Linked DNA regions of Mus musculus: regions 2, 3 and 4 are each linked to region 1. The links are chromatin loops, found by intact Hi-C in ENCODE. Cell type or tissue: heart. All regions are shown on one strand. Links, peaks and the distances in the headings refer to the core of each region. The heading gives the core; the rest is flanking DNA.

Region 1 (7,379 bases), core at 1,472-6,471:
ACATTTTATTAAGTTCAAGGACCGGTTACAACAGGTGGAGGGGGTGGGAAGGTCCCTACCCCCACCTTCACTGGCACACAATAAATAAATAAATAGCTGGGAATGGGCAGGTGAGGGTGGCACTGCAAACACTGACTGCAGGTGGGGACAAAAGGAGGGCCCCCTCCAAGCCGAAAAAGCCATCAACACTGGACGGTGCTAAGGTATGAGTGGGAACCTCTCCACACTACCCCAGGGCCACAGAGGTGCCCCACTGAGCAGTCTGTGGAGTGGGGTGACTTGAAGGATGACCCTCTGTCTGAGATGAGGTCTGACTCTGCCATCCCGGTCACCAGACTCAGCAATCCTCTTGCTTCAACCTCCCGAGTGCTATACATACCGGCATTCATCACCCTGTGCTACCAGCATCTGGTCCCAGGATCCAGTCAGGCTAGGATTGTCAAAAGTTCACAAGTCTCTTGGACTTGGAAATTGTTCTAATTGGCATCTAAGAGGCCAGTGGGATCGTTAATTGTCCTGATGGACGCATAGCCTCTGACTGGTGCTCTGGGGTTCCAGGATATGCAAGGCATTCTTTAAGCTCCTACTTGCTCCACTAAAGGCCCACTCTGAGACATAGGCCGGCAGTGCCAGCAGCTCTTCCCAGAGGCCTGGTCAGGCCAGGAACGGGCTGGAGTTCCCTAGATCTCTGATTGGCCAACAATCTCTAGGGACAGAGCACTAGAGATCCCAGAGAGTGGGAGGAACTTAAAAGGTTGGAAAAAAAAAAATCTTCATTTGGCTTCGGGGCCCAAGGAAGGGAGGTGACAGGGCAGGAAATAAGGCCACCTGGTGGGGTCAGGCCAGGGTGAACCTTCAAGATGTGGGGGGACAGCTTCTGAAGAGCAGAGTGTCCAGCCACGGCTAGGAGGGGGGTGTGAAAGCCCACAAACCTTCCTGGATCCCAGCCTCCCTTCACTGGGGTACAGACACCCACTCCAGAAAGCTCATGGTCCCGAATGTGACTCATGGCCCGTCGCCTCCATCTGTGGGATCAGGGAACAACAGGGGAGGTGGGCTCAGTCCTCCAGCCCCTCCATCAAGTCCGCAATGCTCTCCACATAGTAGTGAGGCACAAGGTCACGCTGGCCAGCCGTCAGGTAGGCCTGGGCTTCTTCGAGGCTGGAGACGCCCGTGAGCGTGAGCACGGTGGTCATGCCGCAGCGGTGGCCAAAGAGTATGTCGGTCTCCAGGCGGTCCCCCACCATCAGCGTGCGGGCGGGGTCCACGCTGAAGTCTTCTGTGATGCACTGGAACATGTAAGGGCTGGGCTTGCCCACCACCAGGGCCTGGCGTCCCGAGGCTGTCTCCACCGCGGCAGCCAGGCTTCCAGTACCTGTGGAGAGGGGAATACTAGGTCAGCAAGAGGGCGGCAGCTGGGCCAGACCTAAAGGCTGGGCACTGCCTGTCCCAGACAACTGAATTCAGAATCACTGGTGCTCTGGGCACACTCTCTGCCTTAGTTTCTCAATCTGACATGAAGCTGGCAATGGCCCTCACCTCCTGTGTGTACATAAGCCCTCCAGCCTCTCTGACTTTCTCTCTCTACTGTGGTAAGACGGGATCGTCCTGGAAGGGACACTGTGAGACTCGCTGGGAAGGGCACTTAGCAGTGGTGGTCAGTGCTCCAAGAAGCCATGCTTGTGGCATGGGAAAACTGGCACAGCCCGCTGCCTGGAATGCAGCAGGGCACAGAAATGTCCACACCTCTGACCTAGTCAGCCTTGCAGGGGAAAATGATCCCCCAGAGAAAACTCCAGACAGACAAAAAGCTACACCCTCAAAGATGTCGGCGGCCACAGTAAGCGCAGGACGTAAGGAGAGCTGGGGAAGAAGCCAGGGAGTCTAACAACAAGAGGCCTGTTAAGGTGCTGTCTCCCAGCCAGCACCGATCTCCTGGCACAATGCGTCTCCTATTCCTGCCCACTGGCGTGACCGCGTGCCAGTGCATTCTGCCTTTACACCAACACCCACAACTAAACGAAGAGAAGCGGCACCATTTACGCAAGTGTACTAAGAAGCCCATTTCACAGATGAGAAAGCTGAGGCCCTGTGACATTAAGAAATCTGCCCAGAGCCGGGCAGTGGTGGCGCACGCCTTTAATCCCAGCACTTGGGAAGCAGAGGCAGGTAGATTTCTGAGTTCGAGGCCAGCCTGGTCTACAAAGTGAGTTCCAGGACAGCCAGGGCTGCACAGAGAAACCCTGTCTCAAAAAAACCTAAAACAAAACAAAAAAAAAAATCTTCCGAGAGCTGAGCTTCCTTGGCGTGTTGGTTTGAATGTGTTTATCCACATAGTCTTGATCACTTGAATATATGGTCCTCAGTTGGTGGTGGTGGTTTGGACAGTGTAAGAGACTTCGCTCTGCCAGAGGAAGTGCACTAGTAGAGACAAGCTTTGAAGTTTCAAAGCTTCCCACCATCCCCAGGGTTTGCTCTCAGCTTCCTGCTGGTCGTTCACAATTCGAGCTTCCAACTTGCTGTCCCAGCCACCGAGGCCACCACTTCTGTTCCCCGCCACTGAGTCCTCTCCCTCTGGAACCATAAGCTCCCAGTAAACCCTTCTTTCTGTAAGCTGCCCTGGTCATGGTGCTTTATCACAGAGAAGGAACTAACATTGAGAGCGGCATAAAGACCCACACCAAGGAGGCTCAGTGAGAGGCCTCCCCGGGCTACACAGTGAGATCCTGTCTCGAAATGACCACCACCACCACCACTAATGAATTATTCACAAGTACCATGCTCCGAAAACTCGCCACGCCCACTAAGTTTGCTGCGTTCTTGAGGTGGCTGTGGCAATTCCATACCAATGTTTCCCAGGCTGCTGGCAGCACTCCAGCCACCAAACACCATCTGGGGATACAAGACAAGGCCTTCCCTCTCCATGGACATTTCTTACTATAACCCAGCCTGACCCAAACACTCTGTGCCTCCTCTTTCCACTCTCATAGGTACATCACTGGGCTACAGCAGCAGAGCAGGCAGGGCCGGCAGGGAGGAGTTGCTCCATCCACCAGGACACAGGCAGAGAATCCGAGCCTCATCCTGGGAGGTGGCAGTGAACCTTTAATCCCAGCAGGGGGTGGGGGGAGGCTGAGACCCTGCCTCAAAAACACAAAAGTAAACAAAAGGATTGTCCCCCCCAGCTCTTCAGTCTGTTCATTTCCCAGCTCCCTGGGTGGGCAGAGCTGGTTCCTCTTGGCCCCATGCCTCCTGCCAGTCCAGCTACGTGCCTAACAGTCAACATGATCCCAGTAGGGGAGCCCATGAATGTAACACCTAACTCAAGGCTGCTGTGTGTCATGGCATATTCCTGCAGGGTGGCCCCGTCTACCTGCCAGCTCAAGTGGCCGCCCTGTGACAAACAAGCACAGTTTCACAGGCCTGTGATGACCGGGAGGTGGGCATGTGTGTGTGTGTGTGTGTCTCCACGTTATTTCAGATCCAATACATAATCGAGTCCTTTAATGACTGTTTATCTACCCCCCCCCCCCTGCTCCTGGGCTACTGCGCACAGCTACCAGGCATTTGTTAATCAATGCGAGGAAGCTACATCACTCATCACTCGCAAACGCGGCTGCAAGCCTGTTGTGTAAAGCTCTGTCTCCCCCTCTAGGCAGTAGGAGGAACTGGCAGGTTGAATAGATGGGTAAGCAGACAGGAGAAGCCAGGAGGGTTCCTGCAGAGGTCAGGGGCTAGGTCCTGTCTCTCCCAAGCTCCTCAGACCACCCTTCAAGGGACCCTGGAGAAGCCCTTGCCCCAGAGCTTCAACCCAAGCTTTTTGGGAAATCGGACTCGATAGTAACAAGATGGGGGAAAAAAGGCTGCTACAGCTGTGACCTCTAGATTTGTGGGGAGAAGGTTCATGTATGAGGTGAGGGTAGGTCTCAGGCAGAGCCAGGAAAGGCCCAGACAGTAACTTCCTTTTTCGGCTACACCAGCCTGACGGTATGCCTCCTCCGGGAAGGCTTCCCAGATCCTCTCCACAGGCATCCATTTCACTGCCCCATCTCGAACCCGTGACTCCCTCACTTCCTGCAATACCACCCTGCAGAACCCCTGAATTTGGTATCAAGGACTATGTGAGCCAAAGGCTAGCAGAAGAGAGTGGCAGAGATATGTCCATGTCTCATCTGGAGGAACCAAACCTGTCTATAGCCATTCATCACTATCTGGTAAGTCTCTGATCCCTCCATCTCTTGGGGCTCATGCCAGAGGTCAGCGCTTCTGTTTAGGTACAGGCCTGAACAGCCTGGACTGCTCTTGGATGGGTGGATGGATGGATGGGGGGTCCCCAAAGGCCAAGTCAGGTTCCCCTGCTCTATGCTGTGTGTTCCCTGGCAGCTCACCTCCCTTAAGTACCAATTTCTTTAACTGTGAAATGGGCCAAAACTCTTATTTTTGAACTAATCTGGAAAGGAAATGAAGGCACCATTAAGGAGCTTCAGGAAGCTATTAATAAACTAGAGGGCTGGGTTCAAAAGCCTGGGGATAACCGACATGGTAAAGAACCCCACTGGAAACCAGGTTCCGAGGTTATGTAACTCACAGGGTTAACCAAACAGGGCCAGAACTGGAACTGAGGTCAAGCTCCACTACCTTCCAGTCTCCCCACTGGCCTAAGGTCAAGCTCCACTACCCCCTAGTTTCCCCACTACCCTGATTCTGGATGCGCGGATCCAGCTCTCCACCGGCATCATCCTTCCAGACCGCTTCGACAAACCCTCCTGCAAAGTGGGTGGGGCCAATGACAAAAGCCCAAGAGGCCGGTTCCAAATCTGTATCCCACCTGCAATTCCCTGAGCTACAGTGAGCCTAAGGTGGCTCGTGTGTCAAACTGGTCCTCGGCCACTATCCGACAGGCGGCAGCTGCAGGAATTCCGAAAAGCGCGTCAGGTCCCAGCACACATCCCCGCGCCCAGTCCCGTGCTCACCGGGGGTCCGGCTTCCGTCGCTGAGCGGGTGCCAAGGGTCGCGATCGGTGGCCACGAGCAGGCAGTCGGGGTCGCGCAGGTGCGCGCACGCCTCGGTCAACCTGGAGAAGGAAAACTGCTCGTCGTAGCCTACGAGCACGGCGCGCACGCGCGGGTCCTCGCCGGGGTCCCCCGCCAGGCGCAGCCCCGCGGCGCGCAGCTCAGCGCGCAGCCCCTCGCCTCCCAGCACGAACACTGCGCCCGATGCGTCGGGCGGCCCGGACAGCCGCTGGCGCAGGAGGCGCGCGGCACACAGCGCGGAGCTGAAGAGCTGCTCGGCGCGCAGCCCCGCGAAGCCCAGGCGGGCGAAGCGCAGCGCCAGCTCGGGCCGCGCGCGCCGGCTGTTGTTGCTCACGAACAGCGTGTTCTTGCCGGCCCGCGCCAGCCGCTGCAGCAGCTCAGGGGCGCCCGGCACGATGCGTTCGCCGTTCCACAGCACTCCGTCGCAGTCGAACAGGACTCCCTGCGCCTGGCCCAGCACGTCGCGCAGGGCCGCGCCGCGCAGCCGCTCGCAGCGCGCCATGCAGCCGGCTGGCCGCTCGCACGCGCGCGCTGCGCTCCCTCCGTGGACAAGGGGCAGCTTCACCAATTGGCGCGCAGAACGGGGAGGAGGCGGGGCTACGAACACAGGCTTCAGCCAATAGCGACTAGAATTTAGTCGAAGGTGCTGGCCGATCCCGAAGGAGCTCGGAGAAAGGGGCGGGACCGCGGGCGCCACTAGAAGGAGGCGACCAATGAAGAGACAGCCTGGTCTGCAGCGAATCGCCGTGCGCTTCCCAGCCAATTAAAAACGTAGGCCAGATGGTTGCTAGGAGAAAAACAGAGGCTGAGAGAGATGTTGTCTTCGGGCCACATCTTGTTGCCCTCGGAACCATTGAGGCTCATTAGAAACATGTGGATGTGATGGAGCCAGGGCTCCATCACCCGTGACTTCGCAAGCTGGCCTGGGCTCTTAGACCTGGTCAGTGATCCTTCTGGTCATCTGACTGTGCTGTGGAGTCTCCTGGGGAACTTGTTTTTTTTTTTTGTTGTTGTTGTTGTATAATTTCCGTTTAGTAAGATGTATACTTTATAGTTCGATGGCTTTAGATAAATGATTTTTAAAACACAGGTACAGGTCAGTGGAATGGTTCAGCAGATGATGGCAGTTTGCTGTCAAGGCTGAGGACCCGAGTTCCTTCTTCAGAAACCTCACGGTGGAGAGAACATACTCCTTCCAGTTGTTTTCTGACCTCCACACACACATCCACACAGATGAATGTTAAAACGTTCTAGCCGGGCGATGCGAACACATACATTTAATCCCAGCACTCAGAATCAGAGGTAGGAAGAGCTCTGATTTCCAAGCCAGCCTAGTCTACAGAGCAAGTACTAGGACCAAGGGTATTCAGAGAACCCTGTCTCAAAAAACAAAAAAACAAAACAAAAAAAAAACCCAATAAATAAATAAATAGATAATCAAACACATGGCTGTAAGACAGGAACCCAGAGATCTGATTTCATGTTTTATGTGTGTGGGGGCACTAGGCACTATTTTGATGGCCAGGCCCAATTGGTAACCCATTTTATTGATGGGGTGATCCCAACTGCCTAGGTCTCCATTTTGTAGACGGAAACCTTTTAATCTGTCAAGCCTTTGAATAACCAGTAATTCAAAGTATGGGGACCAGGGATGAACAGGGATCTGTACTGTCACAATATTTTGGTTCTAAGCAGAACTGTAGCTGTCTAACCCAGAGCAACTGAAGGGAAGAGACCGAAGAAAAACCGTGCCTTTGAGGCCCAACTATTTTCTGTTCTTTGTGCCTTTTGTAATGGGTTTCTTAGCCTAGAAGACCATAGACAGCATGCCCCTGCCTCCACTCGGTTACTAAATTGGGCTTCCAGATGCACTGACCCACTTCTGCCAGCCCACTCCCAAAAGACCCTCAGGTGTAGAGCTGAAAGGAGCGTTAGCCTGGGACTACACAGAGCAACTCAGGGAAGGCCATGGATAGCTCAATCCCTGCTCTCGAGAAAACTGTGTGTTTATGTGTGTGTGCGCACACACACGGGCGTGTTGGTCTTCAGAACACAGACTGGGTGGAACTGCTAGACTGTCTCAGAAGAGAAACCCATGATCCTGAGAGGCTGTGCAAACGGGGCCCTGGGTGGGAGGAAGACCTAGGCGAACGCTAATCTCAAACACTTCATCTCAGGCCCAGGCATCGCTGGCCAGTCCCTTCTCATGGCTTCGGAAACTTCACCTGCAGGTGGCACTCTTATCTGGGTGAGAAACTAGCATGTGGGAACCATACTCAAGACAAGCAGCTCCGAGAAACCGCCAAGCACAGGGCTCTTCAAATCAGGAAGGCAACAGATACCCCA
Region 2 (7,379 bases), core at 1,468-6,467, 160 kb before region 1:
AGGTCCGCTTGTTCCGGCCCGATCTGGACGCCGCCTCACCTCGGGGACAGATCCCACCGAACCGGGTGCCCACCGCGGACCCCGCCACGCGCTCACCGCTTCATTACCTCAGACTCGTAGTCATCAGCGGGGTAAGACATGGCTACGGCGCTCCAGAAGCCCGTGGGAGAGAGCGGAAGAAGAACTCCGCGCCTGCTTGGCCGGACCGGAAGTCCCGCCCAGCCCAACCTGCCCGAAAGCCTTTCCGGGGTCGCCGGGGAAGCGAAGTAGCTCTGATTGGAAGGACGGAGTTCCTAAACTATCAGAGTTCCTTCCTCCCTGCAAAACGGGCTTTTCAAAGGACATTATTGTGGAGTATGGTGTGCACGCAGAAGTAGGGGCGGGCAAGCGATAAAGGGGAAGAATGCCTAGACCCTGTTGACTCACATCTGCCATCTCAAGGATGGCGGAGGCAGGAGACTGCAACAAATTCGAGGATAACCAAAGTTAGTTATTTCCAGGCCAATCTGATTATAAAGCGGGGTCTCCAAAACAACAACAACAAAAATAAAGAGAAATCAGAAGAAAACGGTACAGAGACGATGACAAGTGACCTGCTAAGATGTAGCGTTCCTGACCTTAGATTTAGGTGTAAACGGTTTTGCCTGCAGCGAGAAATTTCTCCCCCACACCACCACCACCAAAAAAAAAAAAAAAAAAAAAAAAAAAATCAACCTGAGAACACTCAGGATGACCAAACTGGTGAAGGCCCTTGACACCAAGCCTAACGACCTGAGTTCGATGTGGGAGACCCACATGGTGGAAGGCGAGAACCAATCCCTGAACAGCTGATTTGCCTTACCTTTTGGGCACCTGCATCCTTGTCTCCGGGTCACAACAATCTCTGCTTATTACAGCCAGGTACACAACTCTGGGCTTCGGCACTCATGCTTACCTCTGACCAGACTTTAGTACAAATGACCCCGGTATCACTGCCTGGCTCTCTGTTGAAGACAGGAGTTTGCTGGACGAGTGTTGCTAATCAACGCCCTCTACTCAAAGCGTCCTATTTAGAACTGCCATTCTCCCCCCTGGCTCCTTAAGCCCTAGACTCCTTAAAGTCGTTCCTTTTGTTTGCCTGTCTGGTTGCTTTGGTTTATTTAAGCAAGAAAGAATTAGGGTTTAATAAAGACCTTACTTTTAAGATTATTTATTCCTCTGTATGAGTGAATTATGCACACAGGGCATCAATCCTCTGGAGTTACAGCTGATTTTTCAAAAATCAGCCAGCTGTACCCCTGGCTGTCCTGGAACTCAGTCTGTAGACCAGACTGCCCTTGAACTCAAGAGATCCACCTGCCTCTGCCCCCTGCTTACTGGGATTAAAGGCTTGCATAGCTACCTCCCTGCTCATTTGGTTTTAGACAGGATCTTTCTATTATGTAATTCTGGGTGTCCTAGGGTCTATTATGTAGACCAGGATGACCTCAAACTCAGAGATCCACCTGCCTCTGCCTCCTGAGTGTTGGGATCAGAGGTGTGTACTACCACACCCATACCCCTCACCCCACACCCACACCCCAAGATGTTTTGCCATAGGTTAAGCACTAGCATTAGGGGATAGATGTACTCAGAACAATGTAAGATGCACCTGAGAACAGAGCAATGAGTGTCTCAAACTAGTCATAGAAAGTACATGGGTGGGCTGGTGAGATGGCTCAGTGGGTAAGAGCACCCGACTGCTCTTCCGAAGGTCAGGAGTTCAAATCCCAGCAACCACATGGTGGCTCACAACCATCCGTAACGAGATCTGACTCCCTCTTCTGGAGTGTCTGAGGACAGCTACAGTGTACTTACATATAATAAATAAATAAATAAATAAATCTTTAAAAAAAAAAAAAAAAAAAAAAAAAGAAAGTACATGGGTAAGTAAATATGGATAAGAACATAAATGTGGTTCTTCAAGGGAGGGTTAACTTTGCCACATTTCCTTGTCTCCTCTAGAGTATGACCTGAGGTGACTATGGTCATGAGACTAATGAGGTTTTCTTTTTTTTTTTTTTTTAGATTTATTTATTTATTTTTATGTATATGAGTACACTGTAGTTGTCTCCAGACACACCAGAAGAGGGCATCAGATCCCATTACAGATGGTTGTGAGCCATCCTGTGGCTGCTGGCCTTTGAACTCAGGACCTCTGGAGGAGCAGTCAGTACTCTTAGCCACTGAGCTATCTCTCCAGCCTGAGACTAATGACTAACTTTAGAGCCCCGGGACCATTTCTGAGTGCCCCGAGGGGATGAGGTAAGGTGCTCAGATAGTTTCATGTTTTATAAAACTTGCACAATAATACGTTTGCTACACGTGTTCAAGGAAGCGTTTTCCACTTGGCTTCCCTTTATGCTGTAGTTCCCCTGTGTCTAGTAGCATCTGGAATGCTGCAGAAGGAAAGCCACCTGGGAATGTCTGCATGCAGTGGACTTTCAGTAGGGATTTCAGTTATTGCTGGCATTCCACATACAGGACATGGCAGTAGCCACGTTTAGCAGTGAGTGCTCACAATGTGAATAGATTTGAAGGTAAATTGGGCTATTAGAAAATTAAACTTAGCCTGATTTCTCACCGTGCTTCTAAATGCCAGGAATTTCATACAGTTTCTCAAATATTGACAATGTTTCTCAAAATGTTTAATGACATTTTAAAAAAAAAGAGATGTGAAATTGGAAGAAAAAATGTTTTAAAAAATGTAAGCCAAGGGGGCTGGAGAGATGGCTCAGTAGTTAAGAACACTGACTGCTCTTCCAGTGGTCCTGAGTTCAATTCCCAGCAACCACATGGTGGCTCACAACCACCAGTAATGGAATCGAAGTTTAATACTGAAAAAAAAATTTTTCGATCTAAAGTAGATTCTAGAGGAAGCAATTATATGACCATTTTCAGTTGAAACAAATGTTAAAGTTGGGCCTAAGGTTTCAAGCCTGTAATCCCAGCTACTCAAGTGGCAAGTTCAAGGCCTGACTGGGATATAAACACTTTAAGGTTAGTCTGGTCAAACCTAGTGAAACCTTGTCTTCAAAAGTAAAAAAAAAAAAAAATCTGGGAAAACAGCCCAGGCCTGGAGCACTTTCCTAGCATGTGGGAGATGCTATGGGGGGAAGGGGAGAGAGAAAGGACACAACGTTGATCCAGATCCAGGAACTACAGCATATTCAGTCATCAACCAGGAAAGGAAAGCATGCGTTTCAGAACATCGAGATGTACATTTGCTCCCTGGGTTTTGAGAACTTTGTGTTGCTTTGATTTGATTTGGGACAGGTTCTTATTCTGCAGGCCTGGCTGGCCTGGTTTTTGGCTGTATAGCCTTGTCTGGCTCAAACTTGTGATACTCCCCCTGCCTCAGCTTCTCTAGTGCTAGGATTACAGGTATGGACTTATGGACCAACACACCCAGCTTTAAAGTTTTGTTTTGTTCTGTCTTGTTCTTTGAGATGAGGTTTCACTGGCTCCCAGCTTTCAGTGGTCAGAGCTTCACAAATCCCCAGTGTTCTCTCTGCATGTATGCCTGCAGGCCAGAAGAGGGCACCAGATCTCATTATAGATGGTCATGAGCCACCATGTGGTTGCTCAAAATTGAACTCAGGACCTTTGGAAGAGTGGCTGGCCGGTGCTCCTAACCTCTGAGCCATCTCTTCAGCCCTGGCTTATTTTTTATTCTTCATGCAAACTTCTGTATCACAAACTTGGATCCCCTGCTTATAACTAGCAGGCATATACTTCAGTTACTTATTAAGAAGCCCTTCTTGGGGCTGGTGAGATAGCACAGTGGGTAAGAGCACCCAACTGCTCTTCTGAAGGTCCGAAGTTCAAATCCCAGCAACCACATGGTGGCTCACAACCATCCGTAATGAGATCTGACTCCCTCTTCTGGAGTGAATGAAGACAACTACAGTGTACTTACATATAATAAAAATATATAAATCTTTAAAAAAAAAAAAAAAAAAAAACAGAAGCCCTTCTTAGCTCTTCTAGAAGAAGGCTAGGCTGACTTCATGACAGACTTCAAATTGGCAGTCCAAGAGACAAGGACTAAGAACTGGGCAAGTCCAGGCAAGTCAGTTACTAGAAAAAAAAAACCCAGGCTTCGGGCAGCTAGTCAGAAGCTGCCCTGCCACCTGGCCGGAGGCAAGGACAGTGGGTCAGCAGCAGTTTCCAGACTCCTTCAGCTCCTCAGCAACAGTTTCCAGACCTCAGTTTCCAGCCCCCATGCCCTGGTAATGGAATGGTCTTAAAGATGGAGTAAGATAAAGGTTGCCGACCCCCAGAATCCTCTAAGGTTTAAATCAGGCCTGAGAGCTCACTTGGTTGTCTCTCTATTCTGCTAATAGGAGACCCCAGCATGATGGGCTTCTGCAGAGTAAAACACTCTTTGAGTCCAGGGTATCATTCTTTGGCAAATCATGGATCCTTACACTAGAACACACAATTTAAAAGGACATTTCTTTTATTTTTAATTAAGAATAGGCATGTGTGTTTACATGCATGTTCATTCACACCACATTATATGCAGGCTTATGGAAGCTGGAAGAGGATGCTAGTCAGTGAGCTGGGCTTTCAGGCAGTGGTGAGTTACCCAGGGTCCAGGAACTAACTCATGCCCACTGTTTTAAGTTATAGGAAATGAGCCAATTCAAGACAGATTAGATTATATTAAATGCAGGTTTATAGGGAAGCTACTATTGGACAAGTTAACTGGCCCCAAGGACAAGCCCAGTGAAGTTACCATGGGGAGAGAGAAGGAAGGAAGGAGAGGGAGGGAGGGAGAAGAGAGAGAGGGAGAGAGAGGAGGAGGAACACAGAGAGAGCAAGAGAGAGCAAGAGAGAGAAGACTGAAATGTCTGGATTATATAGGGCCGAGCCTCCAAAGTCTGGATTATATAGGGGTAAGGGCAGTTCAGGGTTGGGGGCAGAGTATTCCAGGTAGGGACTGAGGGATGCTGGGAGAACCTGGAAGCCAGATCTACTTTGACATATAAAATATGCACCTCAGTCCCAGGGTCCCGAAACCAAACACTCACTGCAAGAGGACCAAGTACCCGTAATGTTATGTTTTATAACATGGTAGAATTGTGGCACAACACGGCAGCGGAGGGAATACCTTGGTGGGCCCATGCCAAGGTATCCTCCTGAGGAATCACACCATGGGACAGACCTATTTATTATGGAGAGAAGGGAGGGAGGGGAGCAGGGACCTGGAAAGGGGTAGACATGGAAACACACACACACACACACAGAGAGAAGAGAGAGAGAGAGAGAGAGAGAGAGAGAGAGAGAGAGAGAGAAGAGAGAGTGGGGTAGTGAACAGTCGTCTTATAAGTTGTCACACCTGGCTAACACTTGGCAGCAGGCAATGTCAGCTGTTGCTAGGTCACTGTCCCTAGGTTCCTGGGAGAAGCCTTGTGGAAGTGTCTGTAAGCCAATGTTGAACCAATGAGCCATCTCTCTAGCACCCAAGAGCTTACATAACCTAAGAGAATCCTAAAAGCCCTGAAAGGTCCTTCCTCACTGGCTACTCGTTCTCATTTCCCTTTGTGCTGGCTTGCTTCTTTTCTCTCCAGTCACAGATTCCATGGCTTAATCGCTAACTCCCCTCTCTCTGTCCACCTATCTAACTCCCCAGTAGCTTACCTAGCCCAGGAGGCTTAGGGACCACAAATATGCTGTACACTTTCCATTTCTGCCTCCATCCCAGACCCCACTATTGAGGCTGGGTCATGGGTTATGTAATTGGGTATCTAAAAGGCACCTCAAAATTAGCATGCACAGGGTTTGAGCTGTAGCTTAGTGGCAAAGGGCTTCATAGCAGGTGTAAGGCGGTGGGTTTGATCCCTAACATCCATCAAAATGACTCATGCCTTCAATCCTAGGAACACCCAGAGGAAGAGGAGATGGCTCTCTGAGTTCAGGCCAGCCTGGTCTACAGAGTGAGTTCCAGAACAGGCAGGATTAAACAACAACAATTCCAAACTGACCTGTGACTTTCAGATTCAACCCCATTTTGACTGCAGTTTCCCCTTCTCATTTAAGGAGAACTTTAGTGTTTTGATTGCTTGTGGGGATCCCTGCGCAAATGCTACTGCCAGCAGGGAAGTGGAAGGAGAAAGTCAGGAAAGGAAACCTGGCTCACCACGACTTAGTGAGCTGGTGTTTGTTCAAACTTCTGGGTTTTTGGTTTTTTTTTTTTCTTTTTCTTTTTCTTCTTTTTTTTTTTTTTTTTTTTTCCTTTTCTTTTTCCGAGACAGGGTTTCTCTGTGTAGCCCTGGCTGTCCTGGAACTCACTTTGTAGACCAGGCTGGCCTCGAACTCAGAAATCCGCCTGCCTCTGCCTCCCAAGTGCTGGGATTAAAGGCGTGCGCCACCACGCCCGGCTATTATAGACATATTTAAGTACAATATAATTTTGGAAAAGAATCTTCCTGTTAATAAAGCTTAGCATGATTAGACCAGAACTCTTTTGCAAAGTACACGTGACCTCTACCATGAGCATGAGTTCCACAGTTTAGAAGCCTAGGATGTGGTGTGGTCTCTGACCAAGGTCTTATAGAGGTCACCAGGCTATAGGGTGCGTGTAAAATCTCCCCTACGGATGGGTTCTATTGATAAAGAAACAAAGCTAAAAGTCTAGGGCAGGAGAGTCTGGGGGAGTCCAGTGAGGCCTGGCCTTCCAGAGAGCAAAGTTCACTAGGTTATTAACCTTATCTCTCCCCAGCCTTCTGGGTGGAAAACAGGTATGCACAGCCCCTGAAGAGAGAAGGCTGTGTGCTCAACACTCCTGGTTTCACCAGTGCTTATCTGTGAGCACAAGGACACTGTGCCCTCCACAGTCACTCATCTCAAAACCTCTGTCACCATCCTTCCCTTCTCTCCCTCCTCTCATCTGCCATATTCAATGCATCTGAAAATCTTGCGGGCTCTACTCCCAAAAACAGTCCTATAAGCTAGAATCTAGCCACCTTGTTTCCATCATTCTTGTCCCAGCTCCCATCTATACTGTCATAGCTTCTTCCACTCTCTGGCTTCCATTTAAGCCCATTTTTGTACAATTGCATTTGAGTGGAGACTAGGTGCATTGATTGACGGCACATACTCAGCTTAGAAAGGCTACATTGGTGAGCAGATGAAAGCCCTTACGGACCATGCAATCTTTCATCACAGGGCGTTTGATTTTGCAGGGCTCCTTCGCAAATGGAAAAGTAGGACTTCAAAGGCAAAAGAAGCGAGCAGCCCTGAGCTCCTGCAATAGAGGATCTCGTAGCTAAGGGGCTGCCTTCTTCTCTTGATCTGTTGCCTGGGGTTTGAGGTAGGAAATTCTCTGCTTTGGGTTATTAGTCATGCCCCAGCCT
Region 3 (7,379 bases), core at 938-5,937, 120 kb before region 1:
ATTTTCCTAGCAAACGAGGAAGAGAAAACGGGTCTTCAGACAGGAGGCCAGGTCTCAAGGCACTTGACCCAGGAATCTGGTTCTTTCAGCCTGGATCTGACCAGGTATCTGGGCTAGAAGTTCATGAAGGACAGAAGAGGGTAGAACAAAGCCAAAGTCAGCATGTGAGACAGTCACATTGGTTGTGTGTGTCACACACACACACACACACACACACACACACACACACACACGCTGATCCTTGGTTTCCTAGGGAACACCTCTTTAACCCAGAACCTGGAAGGCTGTTTGGGTTATTCTAGATTTATAAGGCACATGAAGACACAGGCAGAATAAGAAGATGCCGAGGCCGCTGAGAGGCAACACAAACTGGCTATATTTTCTTTTTCAACCACATTGGACGCTCAGGGGAGACCTTTGAATTTAGGGGCATTTTTGTGGCAACAGGCGGCACCGGTAACACCCCTGAGTCAATGAAGAGTCCTTCCTCATGAGAGCACTACAGCAGCAGAGCTAGGAAGACCACAGAAGTCACCGCCTCCGCTCTGCACGTAGGGAAACTGAGGCCTAGAGAGGTGACACAAGTGGCTAATATCACAACCTGAGTGACAGCTCTGGGGCTGCTGGGATCCTGACTCCTAGGCTGGAATGCGCATCGGAAAAACTGCAACAGGTGCTACCCGACTGTTCACATGTGTCCCCATGCACGTGCCTGTGCGCACATTGCCTGGTGTCAACCCTACCCTGAGCCGCAGTTTACAACCTGTGGGTCCCCTTGTGCTCAGGGACCCAGTGCAGCAGTGAGATGACTTAGGAGCAGGGGTTCAGGAGGCAGGGAGGACAGAAGAAGGGGGACATCTGCCCCTACACAGCACCTACAAGCAGTAAGCCCCCAAGCCCAGGATAGGCGGCACCCACCTCAGCCCTAGGCACTGGGCCCCTGCATGCTTCCTGGTAGAACGGCCAGGCTGGAGCTTCTTGTTTCAGCCCTTGATTGCCTCCATGCAGGTACGCCTCTGCTTCCTATTTCTCTCTCTTCATTTTCAAGGCCCCTCCTCTCCTCTCCCCTGCCCTCAGCTGTCCGCTGAGTTGGATGTTGGGCACTCGCTACTGCTCCGGAGTGGACTGGCCACCTCCTCCTCAGACCCCCGATTTCCCCGGGGTGGCATGCTCTTCAGCGCCGCTCTTCTCTGCCTGTCTGCGTTGTTGCCACCTCATTCTCGCTTTCACGGGCAGTAACCCACTGATCTCCGCTCTAGGAGATTGGCTTCCGTGGTTAACCCTTTCCTGCCCAGGGCTCAGCCCATTCCTGGCACCTCCCACCTCCTGTGGCCTGTGACTCCTCCCCCCTAGTGCCTTAGCTTCCTTGGCTCCAAGTAGAACTCTGATCTAAGCTCAGAAAGGATTTCTATTTTTAAATGGAGTTTCCAAGGCTGGGAAACCAGGACCAAAAGCTCTTTGTTGTGGACTTCAGGTAGGAATCACAAGACCCATTTCATTCCCTAAGCTAGTTTAAGGGGCTTCATCGACTGGAAGCCAGGTCTTGATTTAGCCTGAAAGCCACAGGGAAGCTAGGAAGGTTCCAGAGGGAGAACATGACCTGTGCCTTTCCATCTTGTAAGAAGTTTGTTATGGCTGAGATGAGAAAGGAGAGAGGATTTGCACTTAATTCACCTGAGGGCCTCTTGCCCAGGCACAAACCAGATGTTGCTGAATGGTAGGCATGAGCCCTGGGAGGAGTGGCCTATGGGCTTCCAGGGGTAGAGCAGCTGCCACTTGGGGAGGGAGGGGCACTAGACTTGCCAACCAAGAGACTGGATATTGGACAACCGTATGTATCAAGGGCAGAGAGCTGGGGAGGAGAAGAATCCTTCCAGAACCGGAAGGTGGAGGGCACATCAGAGACGAGTGCCCCATGGAGCTAGGACTGGAAGATCTGGGCAACACTCAAGACCAGTTCCTGTGGGAAGCCCCCCTATGCAGTTACCAGTGCTTGCGGGGCCTCTCTAGTGTCACCAACCCCACTCACAAGAGGCTCACTGGATGGAGCTATTAGGAATCAGACCTAGAAGCCGCAAAGCTGACTTTCACAACCTCTGGCGCCGGTGATCAGAAAGGAGGGCTCTTTAGATCCCTTGTAGGTCTCTAGACTTGATGTGAGATTTTGAAAATCAAGGGCGGCAACGCAGTAGACTTCCAGAAGTGTGAATCCACATATCCATACCTAGAGTCCCAGACGTAGGTGGATTCTATTACCTCTTGGAACACCCCCACTGGCCCGGCCTCTATAACTCTCTCCTTCCCTGCTGGGGTTGGGCTCAAAGTACCCGTGTAGAGGGTTCTGAGAAGCAGCAGGGCTGAGCTGGTACAGTAGTGGAGGAGAGAAGGGAAGGGAGGCAATCAGAGAGCCTGGCTGTGGGGCAGGGAGGACAGACCATCATGGCTGGAGCCTCGGGGTGTCCTTACCACCACCTCCTCCCTTCCCTTAGGGTTGATCCGAAGCTGGTCTTCTGGTCTTCCAATGCCTTTTGGCTTGCCACAGAAGCCCAAAGACTATTGGTATATGCCCACTCTGGATCACATGCTGTGCCTACTGGGCACCTTCTAGGACCCCTTCTGGATGGCAGACGAGTTGCAAGGTGAGAGAACCGATCCTGGATCAGCGGGCTTGCTGAGCCCCACGCTGCATGACAGCATGGAGTTAACACTGAGGCCAACTGGCCTGGGAGGTCATGGTGCAACTGCTACAGGAACCGCCTCCTGACAGACAATGCCTGCAGCAGTGCCTGGGAGCTGCAGGAGGTGGCTCTCCCACTGTGCCGCTGGGTGGCAGTCTAGCGTAGGTGTGGGTGGGCCCCAGGCCTGGTATTCTGGACCTGGCTGGGTATGCCACCCACACCACCTAGTGGCTGCTCTTGGTCCCTGGGCATGAGCTATCAGCCTGCACAGGACACATACATCAAACTGGGGTACCTGGCATCAGGTGCCCGACTTGCTGGGGTAGCCTGCAGGTGTTTCTGCTCTTGATGTTATTGGCTTACAGTTCCATTAGGCTCCTCCCAACAGCGACCTAGCGAAGGCTTGCATCATCACCTGCCACCATAGCCTGCCAGATGTGGCAGGGTATAAGGAGGATGGCTCCCCACCCAGCCCCTCCTTCTCTTTATCCCCCAATTTCTTTTTCTCTGTTTCCATGTGTTCCTAGCCGGCCTCTCTCATTCTGTTCCCCCTTTCTCTGCCTCTATCCCTTTTCCAGGTTTCTGAGGCTCCCTTCCTCCACAATAAACTTTCTTATATCAGGTCTGTTGCGTGCTGTGATTTCTCAGGGGGACACTTTGGCATGGGCCCACCGGGGACTCCCTAACTACCACCACCATCGCTTTGTATTTCAGAACGACGTAGCCACAGCTGCCTCCTGCCAGGCTGCGACCCTTTCAGCACTACCGGGTTGCAAAGGAGGATTCTCGGAACCCCAGCTTTAAGAATCTGCAAGGTTAGGTTGGAGCTTGCTCTGACCGTCCCAAGCTGTTCAGATACTAGGCAAGTGAGCTGGAGGAAGAGGCAGGTGCCTCACTTTCTGTTTTTGGTTTTGCATTGTTGTTTTTTTAATGAAACCGTAAGTCCTACTTGCCTGCCACGTTCTACTTCTAGATAGCTAGGGAGCTACCCAAGGCCACACCCCCACACTGAGCCTACAGCAGCAGTCATAAGCCTGCGGGGCTGAGCCTGCGAGATTCCACCCCTCCTTTCCCACAGTAAAGCAAGGTCAGCAAAATGGGAAGGAGGCCACACCTATGGTAATGGAGCAGCAGGTGTGATGGTTGCCGGTAGGAAGACAGGGTAGAAGGACAGGGCCTTCGTAGCAGCAAACCAGCCCTTCTGGCCTGGCTTGAGGGCTGCCCAACAGCCTGATCCAAGGCCCCCAAGTAGCCAGCGGCGGCAGCGTGAACGCGCTGCGCCCCCTGGCGGCTGAACCATCAGACAGACTATCGGCTTTTGAATCAGAGACAGAAAGGTGTCCCTATGGAACATCAGCTCTCTAAAGTGGGGGGAAACTGGGACCTGCACAGGGGCCTAAGGCCACGGGGTTAAGGACAAAGAGCTCTGGAAAACAAGGATTCGATGTCCTTCAGGGGTGATCTGCTTTCTTCTTTCTGGGGCCTGAACCTCTGCCCTCTCCTAGGGAACACAGGTCTAGGAACAATTCTCATTTGGCAGTTACATTTTATCCTTCTGCTAGGGCACAGGAGACAAGGTGCCCACCCAGCTTAGGCTGCAGAAAGGGTCCACAGGGCTGGTTCTCCACTGCCCTGCACAGCAGCACAGAATGCTTTATGTACGAAACGGTGGCTCCCAGACACAGCATCCCGACTTAGTTTGGGGGAAGATGCACCTCATGCGAGATCCAGCCCCTGCCTGGTTCTTCAGGTAGCCAGAGGTACGCCTACCCAGAATAAAGCAGACTGAAGTGTCATAGCCAAATTCCACATTGTTGTCTCTCTGATGACAAGTACAGGCCCATTTTCAACCAGGCTCTAGAAGTCTGGGTTGAGTCACAGCCTCTGATCTGGGCTGACCAGAGGAGCCCTATGTCAGCGGCAGTGGAGGAACTTTGGCTCTGCAGGTCCCTACCAAGAGCTTAGGGCAGAGCTCCATGCAGCCGCCCCACCTCCACGAAGGCTTCCACACAGCGGTCAATGTCTTCCTCACTGTGTACAGCTGAGATCTGCACCCGGATCCGGGCCTTGCCCTTAGGGACCACAGGGTAGCTAAATCCGATGACAAAGATACCTGGGAAAACAGCAGGGGTACACCAGAGGCAGACAGGCTTTGGGGCTATGACATATAAGGGCCTGCTGTCCCATGGTCCACCCGCAAGAACAAGGGATGCCTAAGCTGACAGGCATGAGACCACCTCATAGCCTGTGGTTTGTTAAGTCTGGATGATGGCTGATCTAAGGAGATGTGGGCAGCAAGGAGCAGGGCGTGGATGTAGGGAGGAGCTACAGTTTACAGGTGTTCTTTTCTCTGAGGACAACTCTGCCCCCAATCCTCTTACCTTTCTTTAACATGTCATCTGCCATTTGAGAAGACAACCGTGCATCTCCCAGCATCACAGGGCAGATGGGGTGATCGGCTCCTGAGACAGTAAAACCAGCAGCTTCCATCTTACTGCGGAACCTGGGGACACAGCTGAGTGTCACAGGGAGCTGAAGGCCATAGAGCCTGAGGAAGAGGCTCAGGGTCTATGCCCACTGGTTAGAGGAAGGAAAAAAAAGATAGACATACAGGCCCAAAGAGCAGGTGAGGCACAAGCAGGGGCTGGAAGGACAAAGGGAGGTGGGGAAGTAGCTGTATCAAGAGAGGGCATTAGAGACTGAAGGAGGATGCTCTGGCAGAGAGGGTGGGAAGGAAAGGAAGCAGACAGGAGGAGGCAGAAAGGTGCGTGGCTACCATCTCTCCCTCTCTCTGATCCAACCCTGTGGGCACCATACCGCCGGGTCTTGGCAGCCATAGACTGGATGATGGCATTGCTCTCCATGAGCAGGTCCAGGGCCTTAGAAGCACAGCCGACTACAGCAGGGGGCAGGCTGTTGGAGAAGAGGTAGGGCCGAGAACGCTGCCGTAGCAGGGACACCAGTGGCTCAGGCCCGGTGGTATATCCCCCTGAAAACAGAAAGAAAAAAAAGTTGAAGAGAGGCCAGGAACCGCCTGAACCCCTATAGTTCATACCGTCCTCCTCTCTGACTCCTGTCCCTACTTTCTCTACAGCGATGAGGCAGGCCCTGCGTGTGGGGAAGGAGAGCCCATAGATAGGATTCTGTAGGCACCTGATGCTCCACCCAGCGCCTTCCCCAGGGTGGAGTTGATGATGGTGACCTGGTCCATGACACCTAGCAGCTCATCTGTGCCCCTGCAAAGAAAGTAACCACTGTTGTCACTGGCCACCGGACTTCCCACCCACCTGCAGAAGCCCCCACCCAGCCCTCAAATGTTCCCACCGTCCTGTGGGCCCAAGAAAGCCAGTGGCATGGCATTCATCCACAAAGACCAGGGCACCATATTGGGCGGCAAGGCGGCAGATGTCCTGTAGGGGAGCGATGTCACCATCCATGGAGAAAGCTCCATCTGTGGCCACCAGGCGCAGCCTGTGCTTCTGTGGGACAGAGAAGGGCAGATGATACGGTGTAGGACCAGAGCACCTGCTCTTTGGCAGCCTTGAGGCCCTGTCCTGGGCCTTGCTCATCTCTGCTAGGCTTAGCCACTTTAGGCCTGTCCCTGAGAAAGGGCTCAGACCTCAAGTGGACAAGCTGGAGTGGGGACAGGTCCTAGACACACCTGCTTAAAAGATGCTTCCTGACCTCAGGTGAAATGGAGCGACAGACAAGTCTTGGGCATAAGGGATGAGGAAGTCAAAATGGCTCCCTCTGCTCTTCCAGCTCTTTGGAAAAGGGGTAATGCTTCCAAGTTTCGTTTCCTCGAGCAGGGAAATGTAGGCCTTTCTCTGGAGCCCCAGGGCCTCACCCCACCTGAGCCTCCTTCAGCTTGGCTTCCAGGTCAGCCATGTCCAGGTGGCGGTAACGGTACTTGTGGGCCTTGCACAGTCGGATGCCGTCAATGATGGAAGCATGGTTCAGCTCATCTGACAGAACCGCATCCTCTGGGGTCAGCAAAGCCTATGGGGAGGAGTTCTTATATAGCCCCCAGAAGTATCCCTTCCCTCATAACTCCCCTCGAGGCAAAACTCTACCTCTACCAGGTGCCTAGGGCCAGATGAAAAAGTACCAGGCTCCTGTCACCCCTGCCTTCCAGTTTACATAGGTTAGCTCTCCCAGATGCCCAACTCCAAGCTGCCCACAGCCTCTACACACCTCAAATAGGCCAGCGTTGGCATCGAAACAGCTGGGATAGAGGATGGCGTCCTCACGCTGGTGGAAGTGGGCTATCTTGGCTTCTAGATTCTTATGGATGCTCTAAAGGACACAGGCAGGTTAAAATCAGTGCCAGCAGGCTTTGCGGGACAAGTCCTAGAGGACAGAGGCTTAGATGGCCATCACCAGACCCCATGAAGGAAGCCTATAGCCTCAGCCACACATTGCATTGCTCTTGGCACAGATGACTCTTGGGAGCCTTGGACTGTCGCAGCTACTTCCACTTTGGAGGCTGGGATCTGGCAGGTCCGATCCCGAGCGGACCTTTGCCTGCAGTGGAGGTCTGTCTAGTATTAGGATTCTGAGTGATGCTGGGGACAGAAGACATGCCTTCACATCAGACTGTCTTTGGTTTCTCCACAGCAAACAAGAGGATCACACGAAGTGAGCTTATGCTTATCTGGGGCTCCACCACTGAGATTTGGGAGCTGTTTGGTTCAACACAAG
Region 4 (7,379 bases), core at 1,158-6,157, 110 kb before region 1:
AGTTACATTGGCTGAACACACAGACAGTCGAAGCCAGTGCCCACCCAACACCCTATGTATACCTGGGTCCCACAGATAAATCGAGTAGAACTGAGTCCAGCTCCAAACTCCTCCAGAGTCTGCAGACCTGCCTGGATCACTGCAGGGTGGCTGCTCAGGCCCAGGTAGTTATTGGCACAGAAGTTGAGGATTCCTAAGGTGGAGAAGACCAAGCATGCAGCTTAGAAATGCAAAGAGGGCTGGGCATAGTGGCCCGTGGCCTTAATCCCAGCACTCAGAGGGCAGAGGCAGGCACATCTCTGTAACTGGGAGGCAGAGGCAGAGGCAGAGGCAGAGGCAGAGGCATCCCTCTGATTTTGAGGCTAGCCTGGTCTACAGAGCAAGTTCTAGGACAGCCAGGGCTACACAGAAAAACCCTGACTCAAAAAAGAAAGGAAGGAAGAAAGAAAGACAGGAAGGAAGGAAGGAAGGGAGAGAGAGAGAGACAGAAAGAAAGAAAGAAAGAAAGAAAGAAAGAAAGAAAGAAAGAAAGAAAGAAAGAAAGGAAGAAAGAAAGAAAGAGAGAGAGAAGAGATGAAAAGGAAGAAGAAATGCAAGGAAGGAAAACCAGACTTGGTGATGCACCCTGTCCTGGCTAGTTTTGTGTCAACTTGACACAGCTGGAGTTATCACAGAGAAAGGAGCTTCAGTTGAGGAAATGCCTCCATGAGATCCAACTGTAAGGCATTTTCTCAATTAGTGATCAAGGGGGAAAGGCCCCTTGTGGGTGGGACCATCTCTGGGCTGGTAGTCTTGGTTCTATAAGAGAGCAGGCTAAGTAAGCCAGGGGAAGCAAGCCAGTAAAGAATATCCCTCCATCGCCTCTGCATCAGCTCCTGCTTCCTGACCTGCTTGAGTTCCAGTCCTGACTTCCTTGGTGATGAACAGCAGTATGGAAGTGTAAGCTGAATAAACCCTTTCCTCCCCAACTTGCTTCTTGGTCATGATGTTTGTGCAGGAATAGGAATAGAAACCCTGACTAAGACACACCCCTTTAATCCCAGCACACAGGAGACAGAGGCAGGTGGATCTCTGGACAGAGTAAACGGGGGGGGGGGGGGGGGGGAGAAGGAGGAGGAAGAAGAAGAAAAAAAAGAATAGGAAGAACCTGCAAAGACCATACGCTAGGTCCTGGGACAGGGCCAGAGGAAGTCTACTTGGATTTGTCCTTGAGAGGCAACAGCTGCACAAAAGATCCCATTCTAGGGAGAGGCCAGGCTTTGAATCCACTGCCACAGTACATGGATTATACATGTACACAGGAGGATTATAAGAGGTTTGTCCCTCTCTGCTTTGTACCTTGAAGGATGAGAAGTTTAAACCCTGGCTTTGAATGACATTCCATCTAAGGGGATCCCAGACCTTCCTCACATTTCTGCAGCCTCAGGACTATGATCATCTCGGTTTTCCTTTTCTTGATTGTCAAAGGGGCCTGGGTCCTCCAGTTCCAATGACCATACATCTGCTGCCATAGCACTGCATCTCCAGAGGGGTGTCCCAGAGACCTCAGCTATCCATGGCTTAAAAAGCTAATAAGGTGGGGCTGGAGAGATGGCTCATCGGTTAAGAGCACTGAGTGCTCTTCCAGAGGACCGGGGTTTAATTCCCAGCACGTACACGACAGCTCACAAATGTCTTTAACTCCAATATCTGACACCCTCACAAAGACATACATGTAGACAAACACACCAATGCACATAAAGTAAAAGTAAACACATAGCCTACGAACTTGATTCTCCCAATGTCTCATCATTTGTGTGTGGTGTGAGTGCTGGGAATTGAACCCACAGCCTCATGTGAGCTGGGTAAGCGCTCTGCCACTGAGCCACATCCCCAACCTACTGATTATATATCTCTCTGAAATCACTCCGGGAGAGCTGTTTGGTCCGGCTGAAGGTATTGTTAGAAGACAAGAGGTTCATTTTATGGTTCTCTTTAGGGAAAGACAGGTACAGGCATGAGAACTTCTGCAGCCTTAGTCCCCTTACTTGCTTAAGACTTTAGCCTCATGGCTGGTGAGATGGCTCAGTGGGTAAGAGCACCCGACTGCTCTTCCGAAGGTCCAGAGTTCAAATCCCAGCAACCACATGGTGGCTCACAACCATCTGTAACAAAATCTGACTCCCTCTTCTGGAGTGTCTGAAGACAGCTACAGTGTATTTACATATAATAATAAATAAATCTTAAAAAAAAAAAGACTTTAGCCTCTTGGGAGGAAGCTGGTCTTCCACTCCAATATCCTGGGACACTGGAGCTGACCAGTGAAGGGTCTGGGGAAATCTACTTGTATTTCACCTTCTTCCTTTCTTATTTATTTATGTTTTTTGAGACAGGGTTTCTCTGTATAGACCTGAATGCTGGGATAACAGCATATTTCCTTTCCCTAAAAATTGGTCTCTCAAACCAGGCTTGGTGCTGTATGTCTTTGATCTCAGCAATTTGGATGCTGAGATCAATTTGGAGGCTGAGGCTAGCCTGGTCTACAGAGCAGGTTCCAGGACAGCCAGGACTACACAGAGAAACCCTGTCTCAAAAAACCAAGGGGGGGGGGGGGAATGGTCCCTCTTGCATACAGATGCCATCATGAGTAAAGGTGCAGCAACTGGAGCCCTTCACACACATCTGCTCAAGGAAAGTTTTGTTCCAGTCACTCCTCCTGGAAACTAGGTGTAGGGAGCTGAGGCAGCTGGATATCGCTCTCTTTTTCTCATAGGGTGGGGTCTCAGTGCAGCCTAGCTCTCTCACCCAAAAGGTGCTGACGGATTAAAATCACCTCCCTCCTTTGAAACAGGTTTAAACAGGTGGAGTTAACACAAGGAGGCCATAGTGTGCCCCAGACAGACCAGCAGCTAAGAGTGCACGTGCCTCTCCCACACCCACCCTAGGGCCTCCATTCACATGCAAGCCTTGGAAGGGCTCTTGGCCTCCTGACCAGGTACGAGGACTCTCAGGAGGGGAAGTTACCTCCCGAGATGCCGTCCACGCGGATGCTCGGTCCCTGGCGGGACGTGATCACACGCTCACTCTTCCAGGTGCCGGCTCCGCGGATCCCTTCCAGTTCGCTGTCCAGGATGCAGCGCAACTGAGCCAGCGCTGAATGTGCGCGGCGGCCAGGGGACAGCGCCCCGTGCCACATGAAGCTGGCCCACATCGCGCCCACAGGCTAAAGTGCGCTGGCCAGCCTGAAGTCTAGTGCTCCCCGTCACGTGACGTGGGCAGGGCCCCGGCAGCAAATCAGAACAACAGGAGCTCACTTTAAAAGGATGGGAGACTCCACCCGCGGGCGGAGCCTGACAGCGTCGGCCCGCCAAGAAAGGATTGATTTGTAAGTCGACACCCGGGAGGTCCGCGATGGGGAAGCTGAGTAGGCGGAGAAAGCGACTTCAACGCCTCTCCTCCCGAGACCTTGCCTACACACCTACCTCTCCCGAAGACCCACCTACGTGCCCAGCTGACCCTCCTGTTGGAGCGTCCCTGTCACTCCAAAGCTTTGCTATTCTCTGGCGCGAACGTGGCGTCCCCACATTGCCCGTCAGATCGCTCCTCTCTCCTCCAGTTAAAGAAAAACGCACCACTCAGATTTTTTCCTTTCCAGTTTTATTTTAAAGTTTTAAAATTACAACCACAGTAATTTCTCCCGGGCACTAGTTACACTTGTTTAAAAAGGGGTGGGGTAGGGTGCGCGAGTTTCTAATTTTATTAAAATAAGAGAAAGACAACTGTACAGATTTTTTTCTCCCAGCTCCCGAAGTGAGACTAAGTCCTAGTCTTAGATATGGATATATACATATACACACATGCACACAATCCTGCCTCTCTAAAGCTACCTAGCAAATTCGAATCAACTGGAGTATGTCTTACAGTCCACTCCCTGCCTCTCCCCCTCCTCCGCTACTTAGAAAAAAAACTCAAAGAGTAAAAGAGGTTGGAGGGTTTTAAGTGGCAGCTGGTAGACCTGAAGCGGCACCAAGCAAAGCCACATCTTACACAGGAAAGGGAAGAAAGGAAACGTACAAAGTCCTGCTAGGACGCAATCCATCAATCGTGTGGAAAAAACCCAAGTTTCCATAGGCACACTGAGGCACTTGGCTGATTACCCACCCCTCCCCCTAAGTCCACTCGCATTTAACCAGAGACTACTGAAAAAGACCCCTCCTTCCCAATGGCTAGATCCTGGTTGTGAGAAGCTATGGCTTCTCTAACCAGCTGTCACTTGGACCCCTTTGCCCCTTTAGACAATGGGGAGGCACTAGGGCAGAAGAGAAAAAGCAACCAGGTCTCCAACTTACCACCGTTGGTAGGGCAGCCCCAGGGAATTTTCCCTCCCTCCTTGGCCAGCTAGGTGGGGTGTCACCTGCTCCCCATCAAAGGTTTTGAAAAGCTCACGAGGGACAAGCAGTCTAAGAAAGTCTTGGAAGACAAACCTTAGTTCCTGGGTCCCCTCACCTAGCCAGAACTTTGCCAGTTCCTTCATAGTAAACAAACCACCGACTGAAACACACATCCTCCCCCCTCCCATCCCTAACCCCGTAAGAAGGTTAATATCAAATCAAGAAAAAAGTACGTCTCCATCATTACAAAGATGAGGTCTGTTTGCTGTCCTTGCACAATAGGTTAAGGAAAAAGGAGTCATTCCACAATGTCTGTATGAGGGATCCAAACTCTGTCCTCTTTAATAAAGTCAGAATAGAATGGGCAAAGGGTTGCAGATGGAATCAAGTGAGGAAATGTATTTACAGAAAACAGGAGGGAGGAAGGAGTGTCCCCAAGCAAAGTCTTCACTTCTTCTTGCTGGCCCTCTTGGCACTCGACTTGGCTTTGGGCTTCACGGTTTTGGCCTTCTTGGGTTTGGAGGCCTTGACTGGTTTGACTTTGACAACCTTGGGCTTTTTGGCTTTCTTGGGCGTGGCAGCCGGCTTCTTCTTGGCCTTCTTGACAGGGGTGGCTTTGGGTTTCTTGCTTGGGGCTTTGGAGGCAGCCTTCTTGGGCTTGGCTGCCTTCTTTGGAGTGGCCACTTTCTTGACTTCCTTCTTGGTCTTCTTGAAAGCCACCGACCTTTTGGGCTCATCGCCCTTGGCCAGCCTGAAGGACCCCGAGGCGCCCACCCCTTTGGTTTGCTTGAGAACACCGGTGGTCACTAGGCGCTTGATGGACAACTTGATCTGGGAGTCGGCGTTCTCACCCACCTTGTAGTGGCTCTTGATATACTTTTGGATGGACTGGCGCGAGGAGCCGGCACGGTTCTTCTCTGCCTGGATAGCAGCCACGATCATGTCTGAATACTTGGGGTGGTCCGTGGACTTCTTGGAAGCCTTGGCCCGTTTGGGCTTCGCCGCCGGGGCGGAGGTGGAGTTCTCGGTCATGGTGGCCGGCCTGCTCCCACTGTTCAAGGAGCCTTCCGATGGGCCAGCCCTCGCCGGAGGCTGTGCAGAACCTGACTCGCGATCTGCTCTCCCGCTCCACTAGCAGGCCAGACGCAAGTGCGGCTGCCGGGGACGCGGGCTACGCGTGGCTCCTGTCCTCCCGGCGCGGGTCGCGAGCTGCTCTGCGCTCCCAGCCCCCACCGTTCGGTCGCTCGCCCGGCGCCTGGCGCTGCCTCCGCCTCCACAGCCTCCCTTTTCCCAGCTCTGCGTCTGGCGCTCGGGCGGCGCATCCGGGTATTTAGCGGCGGCGGGCGGACCGCGGTGAGGACTGGGCTGCTGGCTGCCTGCTCCCGGCCCGGAATGGCGCCGCGCTGCCGCCATCTGTGTTTCTTCCGCCGAGCAAACTCGACCTTTCCCGGCGGCCCGGGCCTTCCCGCTGCCCGCCGTCTCTCGAGGTCTCTGCCCGGCTCCCTAGGCTTCCCTTCTGGGGACCCTGGCGCCCCGGCCGCCGCCCCCCGCGCCCGCCACGAGCCTCAAACGGCGCCGAGGAGCGCTGGGGCGCCGGCACATTTCCCCTTTGCGGGGGGCTGGCTCTGCGGAGCCGGGGAGCCCCGGGGCTTGAGACCCCCCGTCGGAAAGCTCCCCCCTGGGACTACCAGGAGCCCCACTCCCGGATGCCTGCGGGGTCCCCCAACCTGGCGGAGCGGCTCAGAAGCGGCCCCAACTAACACACGCGGCCCTGAGCTGGGCGACTCCCAGCCGGGCCGAGTCGGGACAAGGGGGGAGGGGTCGCCTCCCCAGGGTCCGGTCACCTCTCGGGGGTCACCCGACCACAGCTCCTCTGACACCCCTACCCCCTCTCTGCCTGCGAGGCCCTCAAGGAAACTTTCCCTGAAAGAGTTGGAAGGGCACTTTCAAACTTTGTCCCTTCCCCCTCTTGAGTCGCCTTCTCCCCTCGATGCACCCCCGGACCTCGGCGAGTTGATTGCTCTCTGAGCCCGAGCCCCCCAAAGCTTCCTGGGACCCCTGGAAGATGCGGACAAGCCTCCCGGGCGGCCTGCTCTCCTCAAAGACCCCCCACATCTCCCATGTATCTGAGTATGAGTTCATTTACATGCCTGCCTTGTTAGCTAGGGAGTTTTGGGGATGTAAGAAGCAGGACCACCACCCCCCAGGCCCACCCTAGGGGTGAAGGTCCCCTCTCCCACTGGCCTCTTCAAGGTGGGGTGTGGCTTGATGTGTGTGCAGTCTCTATCATAGGTGCTGTCCAATGGCTCTGATCAGACATCCTGGGGACCCTTAGGATGCGCAGAGGCTCCTTGTGCTTTTAGAGACTTGGAAAAATGGGGCGCAGCGGGAGAAGCCGAGGAGAGAGTTCTCCTTTCCCTGGTCGTGACTTAGGTGTAGGAGGTTTGCAGTCCACCAGGGAGCCGTGGTCCCGACCACCGCCATTTTGCTGGGAAGATGCCATGTCTTTGTTAAAATGTATCCATCTTTCCCGCCCTGCTTGGCAAAAATCCACCAAGTGAGCAAGGGGCGCCACCATCTGTAGTCCGACCTGGGGCTGTTGGGAGTCCTAGGCTCCGAGAGAGTTTAGAGGCTCCGAGATTTGCCGAAGAGACCCCCAGAGAGCCCAGAACCTCTTGTCTGCTGCAGACATCCTACTCACAATGTTAGGACCTCTTGGCAGCGGCTCCGTAGGGTTCTGGTGGTATTGCCTACCTGAGCTGGATCCCCGGACCCTGGTGTTTTTATTCCCTAGCAAAAAGGCACGAAAGTGTTTAATTAAACATTAACCTGGGAGTGGGGAATTGTAGCTGATCAAGATGAACTAACCTCTGCTAAGGCCTGGGGCTGTTTGTCACACCAGAAGGAGCAGCTTAGATGAGGGAGCTTTGAATTTGGGGGAGATGTGGGGAAAGGGTTACTGGGCTTGGGAGTCCCTGAGACCAGGCACACACACACACTATAGGTTAA

What was found. Hi-C counts contacts between places; a loop is a spot of excess contacts. Peaks named below come from ENCODE experiments on the same cell type or tissue, not always from the same donor. Only the 100,000 strongest peaks of a DNase experiment are listed, where the experiment ranks them.
Region 2: it touches region 1 in a loop (3-fold over the local background); 10 of 42 quality-filtered maps call a loop at or near these places.
Region 3: a loop joins it to region 1, with 1.9 times the contacts of the local background. A loop is called at or near these places in 4 of 42 quality-filtered maps.
Region 4: a loop joins it to region 1, with 2.3 times the contacts of the local background. A loop is called at or near these places in 5 of 42 quality-filtered maps.

What each region holds. Positions count from the first base shown.
Region 1 is chr15:78,912,126-78,919,504 of GRCm38, reverse strand. Pdxp (pyridoxal (pyridoxine, vitamin B6) phosphatase) reads right to left here and starts at 5,586. Exons shown (of 2, transcript NM_020271.3): 1 at 4,974-5,586; 2 at 1-1,375. The coding sequence starts at 5,535. The coding sequence ends at 1,059. Gm30368 (a long non-coding RNA gene) reads left to right here. Exons shown (of 6, transcript XR_003951546.1): 5 at 1-4,214; 6 at 7,211-7,301. In heart, for the core only: a CTCF peak has its summit at 3,664; DNase peaks (open chromatin) are centred at 3,624, 4,216, 4,994, 5,664 and 1 weaker place; H3K4me3 peaks cover 3,158 bases; H3K27ac peaks cover 1,468 bases.
Region 2 is chr15:79,068,021-79,075,399 of GRCm38, reverse strand. It overlaps Eif3l (eukaryotic translation initiation factor 3, subunit L), which reads right to left and starts at 177. Exons shown (of 13, transcript NM_145139.2): 1 at 108-177. The coding sequence starts at 140. In heart, for the core only: a CTCF peak has its summit at 3,550 (motif pointing right); a DNase peak (open chromatin) is centred at 3,522; H3K27ac peaks cover 15 bases.
Region 3 is chr15:79,034,555-79,041,933 of GRCm38, reverse strand. It overlaps Gcat (glycine C-acetyltransferase (2-amino-3-ketobutyrate-coenzyme A ligase)), which reads right to left. Exons shown (of 9, transcript NM_013847.4): 3 at 6,873-6,974; 4 at 6,531-6,677; 5 at 6,003-6,157; 6 at 5,832-5,914; 7 at 5,496-5,667; 8 at 5,060-5,181; 9 at 3,578-4,791. The coding sequence ends at 4,640. Galr3 (galanin receptor 3) reads right to left here and starts at 49. Exons shown (of 2, transcript NM_015738.2): 1 at 1-49. The coding sequence starts at 2. In heart, for the core only: CTCF peaks have their summits at 2,865 and 3,968 (motif pointing left); DNase peaks (open chromatin) are centred at 2,863, 3,403 and 3,943; H3K4me3 peaks cover 825 bases; H3K27me3 peaks cover 2,735 bases.
Region 4 is chr15:79,026,745-79,034,123 of GRCm38, reverse strand. It overlaps H1f0 (H1.0 linker histone), which reads right to left and starts at 5,912. Exons shown (of 1, transcript NM_008197.3): 1 at 3,620-5,912. The coding sequence starts at 5,402. The coding sequence ends at 4,818. It overlaps Gcat (glycine C-acetyltransferase (2-amino-3-ketobutyrate-coenzyme A ligase)), which reads right to left and starts at 3,250. Exons shown (of 9, transcript NM_013847.4): 1 at 3,004-3,250; 2 at 63-193. The coding sequence starts at 3,190. In heart, for the core only: no CTCF peak of the experiment used is centred there; DNase peaks (open chromatin) are centred at 3,313, 5,683 and 6,023; H3K4me3 peaks cover 3,619 bases; H3K27ac peaks cover 3,667 bases.